2 separate regions of the Homo sapiens genome follow, and region 1 is linked to region 2. Evidence: chromatin loops called from intact Hi-C (ENCODE). Cell type or tissue: IMR-90. All regions are shown on one strand. Links, peaks and the distances in the headings refer to the core of each region. The heading gives the core; the rest is flanking DNA.

Region 1 (10,444 bases), core at 1,577-9,576, 180 kb before region 2:
GTGTTTACAAACCTTGAGCTAGATACAGAGTGCCGATTGGTGTATTTACAATCCCTGAGCTAGACTTAAAGGTTCTCCACCTCCCCAGCAGACTCAGGAACCCAGCTGGCTTCACCCAATGGATCCCGCACAGGGGCTGCAGGTGGAGCTGCCTGCCAGTCCCGTGCAGTGCGCCTGCACTCCTCAGCCCTCAGGTGGTCGATGGGACTGGGCTCCGTGGAGCAGGGGGCGGCGCTCATCAGGGAGGCTCCTGCCGCACAGGAGCCCACGGAGGCGGGGGAAGGCTCAGGCATGGCGGGCTGCAGGTCCCGAGCCCTGCCCCGTGGGAAGGCAGCTAAGGCCCGGCGAGAAATCGAGCGCAGCACGGGTGGGCTGGCACTGCTGGGGGACCCAGTACACCCTACGCAGCCGCTGGCCTGGGTGCTAAGCTCCTCATTGCCTGGGCCAGCAGGGCCGGACTGCTGCTCCGAGTGCGGGGCCCGCCAAGCCCACGCCCACCCGGAACTCCAGCTGGCCCTCAAGCGCTGTGCCAGCCCCGGTTCCCGCTCGCGCCTCTTCCTCCGCACCTCCCTGCAAGCTGAGGGAGCCGGCTCCGGTCTTGGCCAGCCCAGTAATGGGCTCCCACAGTGCAGCGGTGGGCTGAAGGGCTCCTCAAGTGCCGCCAAAGTGGGAGCCCAGGCAGAGGAGGCGCCGAGAGCGAGCGAGGGCTGTGAGGACTGCCAGCACGCTGTCACCTCTCAAAAGCACCCAGAAGGCAGTCGTAGACACTCCCTTGTCACTAACCACTTGCTGATCACTGGTGAGGAATTTACTTTCTTGAATCTTACTGACCTGGACTCTGAAAGAAGGAGTTTAACTAGAATCACTGATTCTCAAATGTGGGTGCACATCAGAATCACAGGGCCTTGGCCTTACCCTGCAGGTTCTGCTTCAGTAGGCCTGTGGTCAGGCACAGTAGTAAATATTTTTAGGAGATTCCGGGTGATTTGCTCAGCATCCAAGTCTATGCCTGTTGTCCTGGTGCTATCTCCGAAGAAAGCCCGCTTTCCTTCTGAAATGCTTCTGGGTTCATTTTCCTCAAGGTCCCTTTCCAATCTGACTCCTGCTCCTCTGAGAAGCAGAGAATTTCCCCAAGGTATGAGTAGTAGGAGGTGTATTTCTCTTCTCCTCCCAGGTGTGGTGGAATCTTTAGTGAATGGCAAGCAGCCAGCCACCGTCCCTTTAAGTAAAAACTCATTCTGTCACAGATAAGCCCCTCTGAGCAGGAGTTATACTAGTAAAGAGAACCATAAAGGCTATTACAAACCTTTGGGATTCCTCACTTTCACTTAAGCTAAACAGGATAAATCACTCCCTCCCCAGTAAGAACTCTTTCAGCCACTTTCCTGGCTGAAAATCACAAAATCAACATTTCCAAGTATCCTCTAATGTACTTCATTTTTCATTATTCTTGTTAGCTTGTCTGGTAGTAATATATTTGCATGACAATTAGTCTCGTTTCAATTAAACATTTGGGTAATTTTGCTGGGGCCATATGGCCACCAATATTGTTACAATTTTAAAAATAAAGGTCTCAAAATACATGAGTATACACACAACATACAGATAAACAGCATTTGACTTCACCTCTTCTCCTGCTTTTCAATATAACATTTTAAAAAAAATGAACAACAAATTACATTTTACCATTCAGCAGTTTCAATTAAGGCCATCACTGCAATATATTTTTCAGGAAGGAAAAAAAAAATAACCTTCACTTCGAGGGGCCCATAGTTCATTAGGATGAGTCAGAGAAACCACAGTATGAGCTTGCGATGGAAACGCTGCTGCTATTTGTTAATTATAACCATCACTCAATGCAGACAGTCAGGCAGAAAGACCACAGCAAATAGCCCCAGTTAGAAAATGACATGTTTGGTGAAAATTCCCCAAACAAGAGCCTTCCTCAGTGACCCAACTTCCTTATACCCCTTACTCTCTCAAAAACCAACTGGCTGGACAAAAATATGGGAAAAAATAACAAAAGGCTTGGTTTGCTTTCCAGAAGCCCATCCACGGACCAATTATCTTGAAGGCCCACATTGTCCAGCAGTGGTATGTGTGCCCCACTTCTTACAAAGGAGGACCTATGTGCATCCTGGAGGGAAACACTTTGTCCAGGCTGGTCTCCTAAGTGGAGCTCAGGGAATGAGCTATTTGTGTGTGTTCCTTTGGGAAATGGGGAAGGGGAGGTGAGATGGGTGTGAAGGAGCTTGAAAAAAATCTTTTTCATCTCTTCTCTTTCCCCATGACAAGCAAGGAGATAATGATCTACCTCTTGTCTTTTTCTGTTATGAAAACTATCTTCCTAGCCCCCGTGGTAGTAGGAAATGAAGCGGGATTTTTGATATCAGTTTAAGAGTGAAAGCATTAGTTATAAACTTGAGCTTCAGATATGTCAAAATCCTAGGTTTCATCAAGACAAGGAAGCTCAAGAGTACAAAAATTTCATCATCTTTCATAGAAAATCTCCGTGCTTTGGTAAAAATCAATAGTAATAAAAATAAAATTAAAATAATATAAATAACGATGATGAGGAAGAGGATGATAATATTGTCTCAGTGTTACCAGTAGGTTGAGTGGGAGGACTCACAAGCATATAATTATAAAAATAACTTTGCTTTTGTTTCTCCTAGTCCCTTTAAACTTGCTTGTTTGCAGACAGGCCTTCCTTTGTCCTCATATGAAAATGCAGAAAGACTTTCAGACCGTTCTGATCACTCTTAGGCAATTGCAAGCCCTCAAGCACTTATGTCATACACAAGCTCAATTCAGTAATTAACAATATCCAGTGCTAGCTAAAATGAACAAGACAGAAAATACCAAGCATTAACAAGGGTCTAAAGCAACTAGAACTCTCATCACTGCTGGTGGGGTTATAAATGTTACAGCCACGTTTGAAAATTGTTGGGCAGTATTTACTAATATACACACACATGCACACACACACATATAAATAGTTGTCTATGATCCTATTAACTCCAAGGTGCCTATGAGTCTATTAATCCCAGGGCCTATATACAGAAATGTGTACACAGATTTACCACATGCCATGTATTAACATTTTCACACTATATGTGATAACTCTAAACTGCAAACTACTAAAATTTCTATCAACAGTGGAATGGATAAATAAATTTATGTACAGTCATTCAAATGAATACTATACAGAGAAAGTGTAATATACAAGAACATGCAAAAATATGGATGACTCTCATAAACATAGTGTTGAAAGAAGCCAGACACAGAAGTGTACATATTATAAGATTCCATTTATATAAAAACTAAAAACAGGCAAAATGAATCTGTGCTGTTAGACAATTACTCTAGTAGTTATCACGTGGCAGAGGTGAGAGGAGAGTGACAGGAAGGGAGTGTGAAGGCAACTCGGTTGCTGGTGAGTTTCTCTTTATTGATGGTGGGGATTGTCACATGGGTGTGGTCTGCGAGCACTTGTGCTGTATGCTTGTGATATGTGTCCTTTTCTATATGTATATAATATTAAAATAAAACATTAAAAATGTTCATTCCTATGTGATAGTCAAAGCATTCAATTTCATTCAAAGTTAAGACTTATACCCTAACTCTAGCTAGGCCTATTATAGCGTATGGGCACTGTTTCTGACCCTCAGGGAGTTGGGAAGAGTTGGGAGCAAGGAAATGTAAGGAGAACTATTTTTTTTTTGAAACAGTCTTGCTCTGTCGCCCAGGCTGGAGTGCAGTGGCGCGATCTCGGCTCACTGCAAGCTCTGCCTTCTGGGTTCACGCCATTCTCCTGCCTCAGCCTCCCGAGTAGCTGGGACTACAAGCGGCCACCAACACGCCCGGCTAATTTTTTGTATTTTTAGTAGAGACGGGGTTTCACCATGTTAGTCAGGATGGTCTCGATCTCCTGACCTCGTGATCTGCCCGCCTTGGCCTCCCAAAGTGCTGGGATTACAGGCATGAGCCACCATGCCCGGCCAGGAGAACTATTAATAAAAAGCTCGACAGGCATGAAGCTGTTACAGCAAATGTGTTGATGTTCCTCCTAGGTCTCCACCCATTGAGTGCTGTGACTATTGGCTGTTAATGGCTTATAGTTCTCCCCCTCTTGGGAGAATTTGCCTTTGACCAAATGGAAGCCACCTTTTCTGAGTCATGGCCCTTCCCCTCCCTATTTAACTCCCCAACTTTCTCCCCAGCTGCTTCCTCGCCTTCCCCCACATTGCACTCAGCAGCCAATGACCAACTGACAGGGAGGTAAAAGCCTGGCCTCATTTCTCCAGGACAGACCAGAGCTTGCTGTGGGACGAGTCAGGGGCTAGCCTTGAACAGAGACCACATCCTTATTTTGCTTCTCTCCTTTTTATTCTGCTTTGCCGAGAGCACTCCCCCAGTAAACCACTTCACAAGAATCCCTATTTCAGACAATGCTCCCAGGAAGCCCAACCAAAGACAGCTGGCTCAGACCTCAGCAAGCTTGGGAACAGTTACAGTCTGGTGCTTTCTCCTGGTTTTCTTATAAGGCTTCTCTGCTCCCTGGTGGTCTTTTACCTTCAGACCCTCGGATGCTGTGATGCTTTCTGCTCTAGTGGTCACATATCTTCTCGTTAGCCCCTGGAAACCTCTGCCGACCATCCCAATGCCAGCTCCCCAACGTGGCCTACATCTGGTCCTTGAACACTCTGAGTGCATCATCTTAACAAACTCCAGGGGAGTAAGCTGCCTAACACCATCATCTCCCCCTTAGCAGGCCATCCCTCACGTTGTAAGGGTGAGAGAAGGGCACCAGTCCGCATCACTCCTCTACCTGCAAGGGGACATATCATAGACTCCTGAGTCATCCCCTGAGCCTTCTCCTAAGGGACTTGAGGGGAGGAACAGATGCCCTCCCATGCCACACTCTTTGAGGGTTGTGAGGTATTCATAGTGCAGGCTTCTCCAAAGAGAGGATCATGAAATGTGAAATCATTATTGGGTGGCTTTTTGGATATTTCTGTATCTGATATTTATTAAATCATGATACTTCAATTAAAACTTCCAACTTAGAATCCTGTTACATTGAAATATTTGAAGAGTGCATTAGCGTCCACCAGAAAAGGTATGTTTCCTCTGCATTACTCATTAGTCCCTGGATTATCTTGCTATTTTGCCTCTAGGTTTGAGACGGAGTCTTGCTCTGTCTCCAGGCTGGAGTGCAGTGGTGTGATCTCGGCTTACTGAAACCTCCACCTCCCAGGGTCAAGTGATTCTCCTGCCTCAGCCTCCCGAGTAGCTGGGAGTACAGGTGCCTGCCACCATGCCCAGCTAATTTTTGTATTTTTAGTAGAGATGGGGTTTCACCGTGTTGGCCAGGATGCTCTCTATCTCTTGACCTTGTGATCTGCCCGCCTCAGCCTCCCAAAGTGCTGGGATTACAGGCGTGAGCCACCGGGCCCCATCTCCTCTATAGTTTTTTTGTGGGGCCCATCAGAGACTGAATTCTCCACATGGTCTATGGGTGAAACAAAATCTGGAGGCTACTTCTCTAATTTGAGAGGACACCTGTAGATATGAGAGCCCACAATACTGTTCTTCCCATCTATGGCACCCGGGTTTTCCTCTCTCCCATTGTGTTACACATTTATCTGGTTCGACATGAAGCTCCTGAACCAGACTCTATTTCAAGATGCCAGGGAGCTTGCGGGTATGTGTAGTCCACTGGAAAGAGCCCTAATAATTCTGCCTTCAAGTCCCAGTCTAGCAAAGTCATTGGTCCTTACTTTCCTCAGCTTCAAATGAAGGAGTCATGCCTTGTAACTCCCAAGATCCTCTTCTATTCTGATATTCTGGCTTTCATTATCTTGAATTCCATTGTTAGATTGAATTGACCTGTCAGCTTAGAAACAATGATTGGCACAACATCCATATTCAGAGACAGCCTCAGTCTGACTGTCTGGTCTTTGTCGGCACAACGCGGTAGGCAAATCTCAACCTGTGAGTCTTCTTTTAGAGACCTTAAAACAATCTTGAAAAAAAAATAGCAATGATGTAAGTCCGAGAAGTAGGGCCCCTTTACAAATAGCAACGCTGTGGGTTCATACAAACAGATCTGATGTAGCTCCTATTTTAATTGAATCACCCACTTGGCAACTGAACAACAACAATAAACTGCTTGTTGCTGGCTTATGTCTCTGTCAGAAAAAAACAGTGTTCACTCTCAAAGGCTTCTGGGCCTTTGCTTTATTAAGAAACTTGATAAATATAGTTCAGTAAGTCTGTGGTCCATCTCAGATTTATAGCCAGCTTGCTAATCTAACCAGATAGGATCTCAGGGCAGAAAAACATATGCCTGGTTTTTGTTTTGATGAGACAAAACCCCCAAAATGGGAAGTCCATGTTCTCCTGACTCAGTCTCCCAGGTCTGAGTGCCTGCCCTGCTGTAGCTGGGCTGCCACCCCAGGCCTTCCCCCTCCTGCCCAGCCTGCGGCTGCTTCTGTCCTTCCTGCAGCTGCCCAGACCTTTGCTCATGTGTGCAACCTTTTCAGAGGCCTGTTGACAGGTTTGAAAATAAAGCAGGCGATGTAAAGAACACGCAAGTCATAGATATATGAAAATCAAGCAGTTTGGCTCTACGGAGCGGGATTAGTGAGGATCAGCTGTGCAGCCAGCCTGCTCCTGGGAGGGAGGCCGAGGAGGCTGCCTGAGGCTGGGGCGCTGGGGCACTCTCTGCCTCAGCTGTGCAGCTGCAGCTCTGGGCCATCTCTGTCTATTCTCAGACACTCCTAAGCTGTCCCAGAATGCCAGGGCACATAGGCTGCCAAATTGCCCAGGTGGGTCCAATAGTAGTTGATAATGTGGTGCTTGGGAAGGGACCTTTCCTGTCCCCACACGGTGAGGGGCAGGGCTTCTGCTGGGGCAAGAGACCTGAGACTGGAAGCTGAAGTGGGAAGGGCAGAGAGAAGACCCATTAGGGGCAAACAACCCTCAGGGGACACTGGTAGCTTTGCACAGTGTCAGACTGTACTTGTAGATATTGGGGGAAAGAGTAAAATAACTATGATCTGAGAGTGATACTCAGGAACTCTGATGTAAACGTGAGGTGATGATACTCACACCCTGGAGATGGGGCATCTGCTTCTCTTTCTATTTTCCTACTTTTTTTCTGCTGTTTATTCATATTGTTTTGCAAAATAATTATTCTGCATCCAAAAGTCCATGAGACAGCAACTTCTATTTCTTTATGCAAATACGTCAATACCTCTCTGGGAAAAATAAATAAAATAAAAGGTTCTGAGTATTGGGAACCATGCTCTGAAAAGTATCCCAATGATATGATAGGAACAGCATGAGTACCCTGCAGTGACAGCTGATTCACATGGGGGACTCACAGGCATCTCATTTTAAAAATGAACTGACTCTTCTGTAGACCCTGCAGCCTACCCACAACTTGGTGTCCTCACCTCCATCCCTGTCCCCGTGCTGTTGAGCTTGTTCCCTCCAGGTTCAGGGTGGCTGTCTGGTCCAGTCTGACCAAGCCCCCTTCTAGAATAGGCACTGGAATTTGAGAGATTACAGAAATGAGCTTGGGACCTTTAGACTTTTCACCAGATGGAAAATTTGCAAACATGTTTTTCTCTATAACCAGGTTGAGTGATCACACTGTCATTACTAGACTGCCAACTTCATCAAAATATTAATAATTGTCTTAAAAAGCTGATGAAACCAGAATAGTCTGAAAATAGGGATGGAAGATGATTCTCATGGAAAAGAGAAGGCTGAGTGGTCTGAGTGGTTACAATGTGAGCTCCAGTCTTAGAGAGTCCAGGAACTAGAGAGAGACACGGAATGTACACTGATGGAATCGAGAAAATGTCGCAAGTGAATGCAAAGACTAACCCAGAGAGGTTACTTGAGGACCTGCCTTTTCTCCCATAATATGTGCTATGATTCAGTCAAACTAAGCCACAAGATATTCCTTTAATTATCCTGTGCATTCCTCTCTTTGCTCAAATGTTCCCTTTTCCAGGAATAAAATTCCCACAGTACCATTAACCTCCAACATTTCTTGAGGAATTTCTTTGTGACAATGTACTGAAGGCTTGTGCGTCACATCAACTATCTCATTTAATCCTCGTAACCACGTTATGAAGTAGGTGTTAACATGAGCTCTGTCTTGCAGCTGCAGAAATTATGACGTAAAAGCTTAAGTAACTTGCCCAAGGTTAGGTTGGTAATAAGAGGCAGAGCTGGGGTTCCATCTTAGGCAGCCTATTCCTAGATGGTACATCTTTAACATCTATGTGCACCAGTAGAGAGAATGCTGCTGTTCTAAGGATCCTTGAAGGACCAGCTTGAATTCATGAGACTTTCTTCCCCCAGGATAAAGCGCTCCCTTGTTGGTGTCCCCACAGTCCAGGCTGGTGCTGATGCCGTCCTGCCGTCCTGCATCAGAGCCACTCATGCCCGTGTGCGCACTCTTTGTCGGGGTCTGACACCGTTGCATCGTATATCACCTGTGTTGTCATGGTCAGTGCTCAACAAATGCCCCTACTGATTCAAGTATATGAGCAAGTCAAATAAAAAAATAATATGGCCGGGCGCGGTGGCTCAAGCCTGTAATTCCAGCACTTTGTTAGGCCGAGGCGGGCGGATCACAAGGTCAGGAGATTGAGACCTTCCTGGCTAACACGGTGAAACCCTGTCTCTACTAAAAATACAAAAAATTAGCCGGACATGTTGGCGGGCGCCTGTAGTCCCGGTTACTTGGGAGGCTGAGGCAGGAGAATGGCCTGAACCCAGGAGGCAGAGCTTGCAGTGAGCTGAGATCGTGCCACTGCACTCCAGCCTGAGCGACAGAGTGAGACTCCATCTCAAAATAAATAAATAAATAAATAAATAATGTAATAATTTATTAGGCCTCTGCTGTAATAATTTATTAGGCTTCTGCATAAATTATTGCATTTTATCCATACAACATTTATGATTCTTATTTTTCAATGAGGAACCAGACTTAGGAAGATTAATAACTTGCCTGAAGTCACAGAGGTAGAGGGGCAGCGTAAAGATTCAGTTGCCAATTTGTCAGATTCCAAAGCTCTTTTACTGCACCATCTCGCCTTCCAAGCGTGGGAGAGTGGGGAGGGAATTATGTGTCAGTGTTGGGTGAGAATGGCTTGGTAGAACTTGGAGGTGAGCTTCTCATGAACAGGGCTTCCTGGGACCTCTTATCCTGTCTTACATGAGTCACCCCAAATTATTAGAAATCAAAGCATCAGTTGAGGAAAACCACACCAGCCCCCAGAAAGCTAATTGAGCCCCGTAGTCTCAAAGCAAGTCTAGTCACTGCTCTTGAAAAATGCAATTTAGCCATTCCTCCTTACTCCTTACAGCTGATCTCAAACACATGAAATATCATATGTAATTAGAGTCCATGAACATTCGTGTCACTTTGCACAATTAAAACTGTGTTCTGCTATTCCTGGGAAACATATTTTTAGTTTAAGCTGGGGTGTAATGAGATCTCTAAAAATAACACCGTGAAAGGTGAGGCTAAGTGTAGGGGTTGAGTTCACCCCAGTGCCGAGGCTATAAAACATTATTCATGGTCCATTTAAAGCTCTTGAGCCCTGGGCCAACTTTTTTGCTCAGACAGAAGTTTGGTTCATCCTATTTGGACCCAACTCACTTTCCATTGAAATGGCGGTGGCCTGAGTGAGAGGGACTTAGACTAGGCCATTAGAGGAATTTTACAGCAGCTGAGGCAGCTCAGGGCCACTTTCTCTCCGAGGGGCTCTGGTTACACTCAGGCTGAAAGGCTTGGATATCGAGTGTTGAGACCACCCCACAGCTCGCCAGCTTGCTGCCCTCTGGCATGATGGCTCCTTTCAGAATCAAGCTCCCCAGGTTTTGGCAAGCCTATGGCTACAGAAATAACAAATGATCTCCCAGCTTGGCAGTGGGAGGGTTCTGGCATGCCTGTAACCTCAGACACAGAATATGGCACCCAATAGCGTGCGGAAATGGTGATACAAGGCTCGTAACAGATGTGAGAAACTTCAAGATTTCAATAATTCAGGGCTTTGGAGGGGATATGATTTTCTTGGACAGAAAAGTGCCGTATTAAATGCACCACCCACAGTACTTTAAACGCACATACACACTCTCACACCACATGGAACACATCCGCGTGTGTGCCCATTGCCAGGGCTTCTGCTCCCTTGCTTAAGGTAGACCTGACATCAGCAGCAGATGGTCATTATCAAGTTTCTTATCTCATCCTTGTTGCCCCAAAACATAATTTCTCCTGCCCTTGGGGCTGTGCTAATGAGGCTGATGTTACAGGCTGGATTCTGTGGATACTCTAGTTGATTTCACTCTCTTTCCTGATCATGAATGTTGTTTGCTTCCTTGTTCTTCTGGTTCATCTGTTTATTTACATTCA
Region 2 (10,444 bases), core at 1,691-9,690:
CAGATTCAACATGGCTTATCAAAGGCTCATTTCAGAATTATCTGGCATTTCAGTGACAACACTGATGAGCTTGAATTCCTAACACAAGGGTGGATTTTCTGTGAGATACACTTCCATAGAACTTGAGGACTGCTGCTTCCTCAAGGGGGAGGAGGCGCCACAGGAGTCTGGTCTTTGAAGTCCTGCTGACTGCAGGTTTGGGGCAGAGAGGAAATGGAGTTCACCATCTTTGTGGCAGAGGAGCACATGGCCCAGGAGCCTGGCCTGGGCTTGTGCAGTCTTCGGTGTGGATGGTAAGTGGCAGTGGCAGGGCTGTCTCTCAGAATTAAGCTGTGTGAGTGCCCCAGAGGCTGTGGCTTAGGATGGGGTGCCCTTGGTCAATAAATGAAACAGAAAGCATTGCTCTCTGTGTCCCTCTGACGCTCTGACTTGGTTGATTTTTCCAGAAACAAATCCAAACTACTACCAAAACCTACATGCAAATGGTTATCTCAATCCTAATACTAAATGCAAAAGTCATTTTGTCTAAATACTGACCAGATGTGTGACAAACTTATTTTAATGAAGGGCCTTGTGACTCACAAAGCAATAATGCATGGGTTCTGCTGTTTTAAATTACCTTTTGATGGTTTGAAAAATCCATGAGTTGTTCTAGTGGGAAGCCCACAGTGGAACATTGGAATCTCAGTTCATGGTATGATTTTTCAGACAGAGCTCTCCTGCCCTTGGAGACCACCACTCAGGGGCTTAGCAAGGCGACACTCTGCCCTACATTCTGTCCTTTTTTTTTTTCTTTTTCTTTTTCTTTTTTTTTTTTGCAGTCCTCCTCATGTCCTATGCTTTCTGTCCACTCTTCCTACCACGAAACTGGTCCAGGCCTTGTCCTCGTGTACCTGCACCCTCAGGTTAACCTCCTAACGAGATTCCCTGCTCTCCATTTCACTGTCACTCCAAGAACTGCTGCCACACAGCTCCTCCCTGCCTGCCTTCCTACCCTGTCTATGTCCTTCCATTCTGCCTTCCTGTTTCTTGTTTTTATTTTTCTTTCTTCCTGATGGATGCCCCAAACTCTGTGCCAGTTATTCTGTGGGGGTTTTCAAAATGAAGAAGAGTGAGTTTCTGCGTCCAAAAGGCTTACAGAGAAAAGGGGAAGAAGGACATGTAAACCACTAAGTGTGATGTAAACGCTGAAAATTCTGCTATATGCCAGAAATGTATACAAGGTTAAGGTGGCAAACTCAAAGAAGAGAGTGGCTAGTTATATTTAGGGCAGATGGTCATGAGAGACTTTATGGTGGAGGTAGTATTTGAGTTGAGTCTTTACAAAGCTATATGGGTAAGAGAGAAGACAGAAAAGGACATTCCATGCGGAGGAGGGCCTGAGATTTATAGGGACTTTTCACCTAACAGGACTTGAGGATAAGATGGTGAGAGATAGGACCAGAGAGTCAGAACAGGGCTAGATGATGTAGGATCTTATATGACATACTAAAGGCCTTTAGGCTTAGGCCTCAGGTGCCAGAAAAGGATTTTATGAGGGGAAAGTATATGTCAGTTTTTATTTTGATAGATTACTACACCTGTAGGTTGGAAGGTACCTGAAAAGAATAAGGCGGACAGTGGATTTAAGACTATTAGTCCTGTACCCCAGTGGTCCATGTGAGAAATGACCAAGTCCTGAGTTAAGAAGGTAGCTGTGGATTTCGAGAGAAGGGACTGGATAAGGGAGGTGAAGAAAAGCAGAATCAGGCCAGGCGTGGTGGCTCATGCCTATAATCCCAGCATTTTGGGAGGTCGAGGTGGGCGGATCACCTGAGGTCAGGAGTTCAAGACCAGCCTGGTCAACATGGGGAAACCCCGTCTCTACTAAAAATACAAAAATTAGCCAGGCATGGTGGTGCAAGCCTGTAGTCCCAGCTACTCGGGAGGCTGAGGCAGGAAAATTGCTTGACCCCAGGAGGCAGAGGTCGCAGTGAGCCAAGATCACGCCACTGCACTCCTGCCTGGGTGACAGAGCAAGACTCTGTCTCCAAAAAAACAAAACAAAACAAAACAAAACAAAACACCAGAATCAACAGAACCCAGGCTGTGATTGGCATTAATACATAAAACAAAGAAAAGAGAGGAACTGAGGTCAACTTCAAGGTTTCTGGTTTAATAAATGCCACCAGCATCCACTCAGCCATGGGAGGTAAACAAACAAGAGAGGAAAAACAGATTGAAGGAAAGAGAGTCATGGATGGATAGAACCCGAGGGCCTCAGCAGACACTGAGGCAGACATGTCCAGCAGGCAATTAGCAAAACAGAAAAGATACTCTGGTGAGCTCTGACCTCTAGCCATAGATTGAGAATCCTGGTTCAAAAGTTGTGTTGAAACAAGGAGAGTGATTGAGATCCCCAATGAAGAGCATAAAGAAAAGGTGAAAAGGGCCAAAGAAAACCTAAGGAATGCCACCCTTTAAAGAGGCAGTAGAGAAAGAGAAATCTGCAAATAAGACTGGGAGGAAAACCCAGAATGAACTCTGGCATGCAAGCAAACAGTGAGTTTTAATAATAATTGATGAAATGATCAAAAAAAGTCACAAAACTGAGAAATCATGGAAAATGAAGGCAGATTTTTTTACACCCTCTGCTCTTATCATTTTCAAAGTTCTTAGAACACTTAGAACATCAGTCAAGGTCAATTATGATTGATACCGATTATATTGCCCAAAAGTATTCTTCAGTTTTTTCTTAGGCTGTTTTTCACAATGGTGCCTGACTCTTGGGGTCCTTACTCACCCTCCTCTCTTCTGATGAAATCCCAGTCTTCTTTCAAAGTCCACTCAAAAATTATCTTTCTTGAAGTCACCCATGACTGAAACGTCTCCCCATCAGATCTTCAGTGACTCTTTTCAGAAATTGCCATTAGGCAAAGAACTGCCAGGATCTTTACTAGCAATGGTAGTTCTTCCTCCCAAAAATGTGGAAAGGCTTTGAGATAAAAGCACTTATCTTTACACCTGCAATGACTAGGACAAGAAAATGTCACTGCCAGCAGTTGATGCTTCACCAGCGTGTTGTAATATATGATGTGCATTTTACATGTGGACTCTCATTTAAATTCTTAAAACATATCCGTTAGGTCAGATAACATCATCTCACTTTGCACTGGAGGAAACCAAGTTCAGATAGGATATATACCATTGAATGACAAGAGGTTAATAAATATTGATGATGATAAAGAAAAATTATTTCTCAGCAGCAAGTACTAAAACTTTGTAACTGAGAAGATGTATTCCTTTTCTATTGCTGCTATAAAAAAATTATTGGACTGGGTGTGGTGGCTCACGCCTGTAATCCCAGCACTTTAGGAGGCTGAGGTGGGTGGATCACGTGAGGTCAGGAGATCAAGACCAGCCTGGCCAACATGGTGAAACCCCATCTCCACTAAAAATACAAAAAATTGGCCAGGAATGGTGATGTGTGCCTGTAGTCCCAGCTACTCCAGAGGCTGAGGCAGGAGAATTGCTTGAACCCTGGAGGTGGAGGTTGCAGTGAGCCGAGTTCACACCACTGCGCTCCAGCCTGGGCAACAAGAGCGAAACTCCAGCTCAAAAAAAAATATATATATATATATTAGTGCAGACGCGGTGGTTTAAAACATGTATGGTAGATACACCTGACAGCAATCAGTTAACTTAGGCATCCCCTGTATGGCAGGCACACCTGTTGGATGACAGACACACCTGATAGCAATAACTTAAGAAATGAGGGTTGCCACGTGGAGGTGGCCAGGGGAGGGTGCTAACTGAAAGTGCTATATAAACCGCATTCTTTTTTGTAAGCAGCTTTGGTTCTACCATTCAGTTTGCCACCACTGGACTGTCCCTGTATGTAGGTTCCCCTAAATAAAACCCTATGTCTCGTTTGCTGGCTCCAGGTCTCTTCCTCAGCCTCTTGAAACTGTTGCCATCTCTATTAAAGTTAATAGGGATCTGGCCTGACAAACAACACAAATTTATCTTACAGTTGTTAGGTTAGAGGCCCGACACAGGTCTAGGTGGCAAACATCAAGTCGTCACAGGGCTGTGCCCCTTTCTGGAGGCTCTAGTGAAGAATCTGTCTCCTTACCTTTTCTGGCTCCTAGAGGCCACCTATATTCCTTGGCTCATGACTTTCTTCCTTCATCTTCAAGGCCAGCATTGTCACTATTCTTTGAGCATTCCTCTGTAGTCATATCTGCCTGTGACCACAGCTGGGAAAGATTCTTTTTTTTTTGAGACAGAGTCTCACTCTGTTGCCAGGCTGGAGTGCAGTGGCGAGATCTGGGCTTACTGCAACCTCCACCTCCCAGGTTCAAGCGTTTCTCCTGCCTCAGCCTCCCAAGTAGCTGGGACTATAGGCACGCACCACCATGCCCAGCTAATTTTTGTATTTGTAGTAGAGACGGGGTTTCACCATGTTGGCCAGGATGGTCTCGATCTCCTGACCTCGTGATCCACCCACCTCGGCCTCCGTAAGTGCTGGGAATACAGGCGTGAGCCACTGCACCTGGCCGTTTCTCTTCTTTTAAGGACCAGTGTGATTAGATCGTGCCGACCCAGGTAATCAAGTATAATCTCCTCATCTCCAGGTCTTTAACTCAATCACAATTCTAAAGTCCCTTTTCCTATGTAAGGAAATGTATTCACTGGTTCCAGAGATAAGGATATGGACATCTTTGGGAGGCTGTTATTCTGCCTACCACAGAAGACTTTTCCTGGGCTTTATTTAATTCTTAAGATTGAAAAAAAAATGCAGGACAAAATAATGTCACTTTTTCCAGATCTCAGGTACCTTATATTAAGAAGTGAAATATTTTTATATTTTATATAGTTGTTTAGATACATTTTAATGAAAGCTGGGAACCAGTGAGGACATTGTAACATTGTGCTCAAATGTCTCCCAAGTCTACAGGCCAGATGTGACATATGGCTTAAGTGCCAGACCCATATTTCCAAATGTCTTCATCTGACTATGAGCTTACGAATCCAAACTATGTTTAAAGAGCTGCAAATAAATCTCAAACACAGCAGGTCCAAAACCGAATGCATCATTCCCCGGTCCTATTCTCTTTCCCCATTTCCAAATCCCAGTTAGCAGTGTCATCATTCCCTCAGTCCTCTAAACATTATGATTAACCTGAGCTCCTCTTCATCTCACACAGCTCATGGACCAATAAACCCTACCATTTCTACTTTAGGTCTGTATCTGGAATTTGGTGTTTCTCCCATTCCCAGTTATTATTAAAGATCTTCATTTTATACCTGAATTTTTTCAGTAGGATCCTAACTTATTTCTCTTCTCCAGTTTATTCTTTTTAGCCATGCCTTCCCTGTGCTACCAGCATTAACTTTCCAGAAAGATAAATCTTATCATATCTCCTGTTTTCTGAAGAACCTTCTGCAAGTCCTCGTAACTTACACAAAAGTATATACAGAAAACAATTAAAAAGCATACTCCAAAGAAAATAGGGGAGGGGGAGAAAATGCCGCTCTTCTTTTCAACCCATGTATCTGTCACAAGTGCAGTGTGACTATAATCCCTGCAGATCTTTATGTCCTTGCCCAGAAAAAGACAAACTGTCTCATAATGGTAAGTCTGAAACTCGGACAAATGTGTCATTTTCTACTAGCTCTTCTACAGGCACAGAGCCACACAGAATTGCAGACCCATAAACACCCCAGATTTTTGGATTACAAAAACAGCAAATATATGTAAATCAGCAGTACCAAATTTCTACAGAGGGAATAACTCTCCCCTAGCCCTTAATTATGAGCCCACACAAGAAAAAGGAGGGCATCCCAGGGCTTGTTTATCCTGGCTCCCACATGCAAAGGAAGTATGCAAAGCCAATAATGACTAATGTCCTCAAATATTACTTATTACTCATATAGCATAATCACAATAAATACTCAGAGGCCCACACACTATTTGTTTGTTTTGCTGTTTGAACCACAATTTAATGTCTACTCAGTGTGGCATCTCCATAAAAGAACTATTAGCTTACTGAGCTAAACTATATTTAAAGAGCAGTCAATTCTATGGATTCTTTGCTCTTAATTTGCAGCTAAGTTCCAATTAAACCTGTGTTGTATTTAATCAAGTTAAATTGCAGAGACTGTTGAGTTAGAAATAAATTTAAAATGACTGTCTGGAAGCAGTTAGACGGTGACTTCACCGATACTGATTAGAGAAGGATGTAGAGATACTTGTAATTATAGGGCATAAATCAATACTCTTTCCATGAGAAGGTACCACTATGTATGTCTAGACAACATGTATTTATTGAAGGCTCACTGCCTGGGCATTGTGGAAATCTCTAAAAATATATACGACACAGTTGATGCCAATAAGAATTGAGACTGAAGAGAGTACCCTTGCTGAGGGATATACCAATGATGCCAGAGACAGCTTAGGTAATTCCCATTGCCATAATGATCAGTTGCCTAAGAGTAAACCAGGTTGCTTGATAATTGATCTTATTTCCATCATGTAAGAGATAACAACACTTGCCCCTTTTCACCTTTATAAGTCAGTTATACAATGGCTAACACCCATAGAATGCCAAATGTGTTCCAGCACTGTTTGAAAGACTATATACATATAAATGTATTTAGTCTTCACAACATCCCTCGAAAGTAGCTATTGTTATTCTCATTTTGCAGATGAAGAAACCAAGGTACAGATAGTTTAAGTTATATGTTTAAGGTCACACAGCACTTCCATTGGTGGAGATAGCTTTATGAACTGCCCATATCTTGTTATACAATGCTGATTATTAGAGAATTCTTCCTATGTTGAGTTCAAGTTTCCCTTTAACTTCTACCCAGCTGGTCATGGTTCTGTCCTCTAGATACAAACAAAATAGATGTAACTGTTTCTCTCTATGTCAGCCCTTCTATATTTGAAGACGGTGGTTGTATCTCCTCTCTAGTCTTCTTTATTCTAGACTAAGAAACCCCAATTCTTGAAACCATTTCAAATCTATCTAGTTTGGAGAGATCATCACTCTGCTATTATCTGAGTGATGGACACTTGGCTCTCGTTGTGCAAACAACCAGAAAGTAGCCCTAGTTAGCATTAAACAGACCATTCCCCAGCTATAAAATGGAGGGCAAAAGGGTCATTTTTATAGATAACATTTCTTTCCCTACTTACCCCATAGTTGAATTACCAAGACCCATAAACACATTATCATATTTAATAAAAATAGTGTATATTATGGCTTATTACCTACCAGTCACTACTCTATGATTTATGTTTGAATTTACCTAATTATCACAACAAATATACGAATTAGATACTATTTTTATTTCTGTTCTGATGAAGAAACAGGGCATGGAGAAGTTATGATTTGATCCGATATTCTACCCCATATGACCACAATGAATAGCTATTCATAAGGGATAATACCAGAGAATTACCATAGTGACTTGAATAAGGACATATTTAAGGAACTAATAGAGTATGGTCTTTAATAGGCTCTTAAACTTTGCCTTCTGTGTCAAAGCGACATCTTGCTTTATGAATATCTCACAATTCTTGGATTTTAAGTTGTGCATAGCAAGAATGAAGCACCTCCTCAGACTCAGATGAGACCAACCACTCATGAGCCACTAGTCAATTTCCACCATCCTGGCTGATCAGAATCTGCCCCAGTGATGGGCCATGGTTCAGCTAGAGAATGAGCCCTAGGTCAGTGGGGAACAAGCTGTCAGCCAGGAACAGTATTGTAATGTGGGTATGAAATGTTTGCCTTTGCCTCTAGGCTTCCTCAAGTCTGTTTCACGATAGCAACAGTGGCATTTTGTTGCTGCAAGACATTCAATATCCTGGAAACAGTATGTATATATGTGTGTGCATGTGTGTATAAAAGTCTGGCCTTTGTAGTTACAGTGTCTATTTCACCCACAATGATAGGCTTTTAAGGTGAAAACATTCCTGTAGGTTGGCACAATTCTGACCTCATAACATGATAGTACAGGGAGAAAGAGGGAGACTAGAATTCTAAAGACAAGTCCTTGGAATAAAAAGTGAGCAAGGAGAGTTTTGGAGGTGATTAAGAAAATGAAGTTAAGGGTAGGAGGAGTATGGAGAGAGAGAAGAGAAGGAGACAAAATTGGACAATCCTAGAACCATAGAAAAGGGTGGTTAAATAAAACCCAGGTCCTAAAAACACAAAATGTCAGGGTCCTAAACACACAGCAAAACTCCAGTGCCCACAAGGCATATGGCATGATCATGGGGTGGGTTAGATAAAAACTACAGATGATGGCAAACATGCAACGTGGCTGAAAGAGGATGCAGAGGTGACTCCCCTGCCAGTAGAATGGTAAGCCCAGGATTCCAGCCTATTATCTCTATTGGTTTTAGGTGAACGCCTGCTATTTAAACTAGTGGGGAAAGAAGTTTTCACATGGTATCAAGCAAGTGCCTGCCAGGTGACATGATGGGTTTTTTCAGGCAAGGTAGAACAGTAGTAAACATGTGTCCCAATGATTCCACTCCAATATGGCCTTTACCCCCGGGTGCATGCATCTTCCCATTTTCCTTTTTCTGTGGCTCTCATTGTTCTCTTCCCTGTCACCCAAGAAGAGATGCTCCTCGTGGGGATGTCACATCATAGACATCTTCATTGTCTACCAAAAATGGGAAAGCCACCCTTTCCTCCTGAACTGTGCCTCTTAGCATTATCTCCATTGCTTATTCTAGATGGATGCCATTGGTGTTGGGTGACTCCAAATGCCATGGCAATACATTTCCAGGCAAGACAAGCATATCCCACTTTGCCTGGAGGCATCTGATCTTTCCATGCATCGAGCACTCAGCAGAGCCTCACTATGCAAGAGGGAATTGCATCTGTTTCTTTTCATGGCCACACAAAGCCAGGCAATCATTCCATCTCAGGGCCCAAGCTGGCCAGCTGATAGGAGAATTGAGAATGAGCTGGGATCTGCTCCCTGAATCATCCTTCAGCTGTCTGCACAACCTCAGAGGCAGACCTGACCTGTTTTCATGACAAACCATGATGTTAGAAGGGAAATCCAGCTGGGTGAGTCAGTCCCAGGTGGGCTCCTTAGCAGCATCTGGAGGCTTCATCCTCTGGGCTGCACATGGAGCACGCTCGGTCTGGAAGTCATTAGGAGAACATAAGCCCAGAAAACTCTGATGTCATCTTTAAAAGTGCGAAAAGCTGACCCTAACACAACTCTCCCAAACTATACGCTTCTGGTTGACCCAAATTTTCCAGCCTATGCACTAATCTTTTCACCATGGCCGTATTTGGAATCGTCTGTGTGGCGCCAAAACACACTAATGAGATGCTGCTAAGCTCAACTCCAGCCATATCCAGCTGTTTGTTGTAGCCTCCAGGTAACCTTTACCAGCTTATTTCTATGTAAGCTGGGGTTACAGGGCCAGCTCTTTTCTACATCCTTGACACAAAATGGATGCTAACTATGGGCATCAAGAGAGGCCTCTGGGATGTGGTCAGCAGGTCCCCTCTATGTGTGGGCAGGAGCTACCAAGCATGTGCCCACACCTGAGTTCAGACTGCTGCATGTTCCATCCATCTGCTGGCTCTTCCTTTTGGCAGGAGACTCACTGGAGCCTCAGCACTCTCCATGGGAGGCCCACTGGCCCATCTGCCTTGGTGACATTGATCTTGCTGTATTGACCATCCCAGGGTTGAGGGACAAATAGAACCTGGCAATCATCTTTTCAAAGTTGGCAATTTGAGGTTACTGAGTAAGTTCAAAGCAATGCTAGCAAGTTTGCTGCAAAGGGAAAGGGAAATCTGCTTTTTCTTTTCTTTTCTTCCTTCCTTTTGTTTAATACAGATTTTCAGGCTCTGTCTTTGCCCTACTGATTTAGTTTTAATAAATTCTTAACTATTTAGTTTTAATAAACAGATTAGTAACCACTGGTCTAAAATGGTCTGAAATGTTTTTCTTAGTTTTGATCTAGTTGTAAGCTTATGAATATGATTGCAGGTACAAACTCGGGTCTATAATTCTCTGATTGCTTTATTCCCTTGGCTGGGTTGACATTCTTCTTTCCGTTTGCCTCTTTGTAATGATTCAGGCATGAGAAAAAGTTGTGCTTTCATTGCTGTTGCACTTTTGCAGGCTAAGCATGCATAGAGGAGGTGACCAAGTGTCTGCACTTGTGCTTTCTCATTTGTAAAAGCAAGCTCCTAGAGCTCACCTCAGACCATGATGTATCCACAGAAGTTTTTACTGAAACAGTGTAAGAGAAAATATTGGTGATCAGTAAGTTCCAGAAATTGAGAATTTATTAAGAATATTATGGCACATCCCTCAATGCAATACTTTGCAGCTTTAAAATTATATTTGTAAATTTTGCATACATAAGCTCTTTGCATGGTAAACATCTATAGTAGAATATTAGCTGAAAAAT

What was found. Hi-C counts contacts between places; a loop is a spot of excess contacts. Peaks named below come from ENCODE experiments on the same cell type or tissue, not always from the same donor. Only the 100,000 strongest peaks of a DNase experiment are listed, where the experiment ranks them.
Region 1: it touches region 2 in a loop (1.9-fold over the local background); 1 of 110 quality-filtered maps calls a loop at or near these places.

What each region holds. Positions count from the first base shown.
Region 1 is chr1:222,039,861-222,050,304 of GRCh38, reverse strand. LINC01705 (long intergenic non-protein coding RNA 1705) reads left to right here. Exons shown (of 3, transcript XR_001738485.2): 3 at 8,383-8,601. Among named protein-coding and RNA genes, the nearest start is that of LINC01705, 14 kb to the left of the region's middle. RefSeq lists a silencer at 602-850. In IMR-90, for the core only: no CTCF peak of the experiment used is centred there; DNase peaks (open chromatin) are centred at 1,804 and 6,144; H3K27ac peaks cover 767 bases.
Region 2 is chr1:221,864,585-221,875,028 of GRCh38, reverse strand. The region is part of intron 2 of LOC124904517 (a long non-coding RNA gene); the gene reads right to left. Among named protein-coding and RNA genes, the nearest start is that of LINC01655, 29 kb to the right of the region's middle. In IMR-90, for the core only: no CTCF peak of the experiment used is centred there; DNase peaks (open chromatin) are centred at 5,058, 5,898 and 9,048.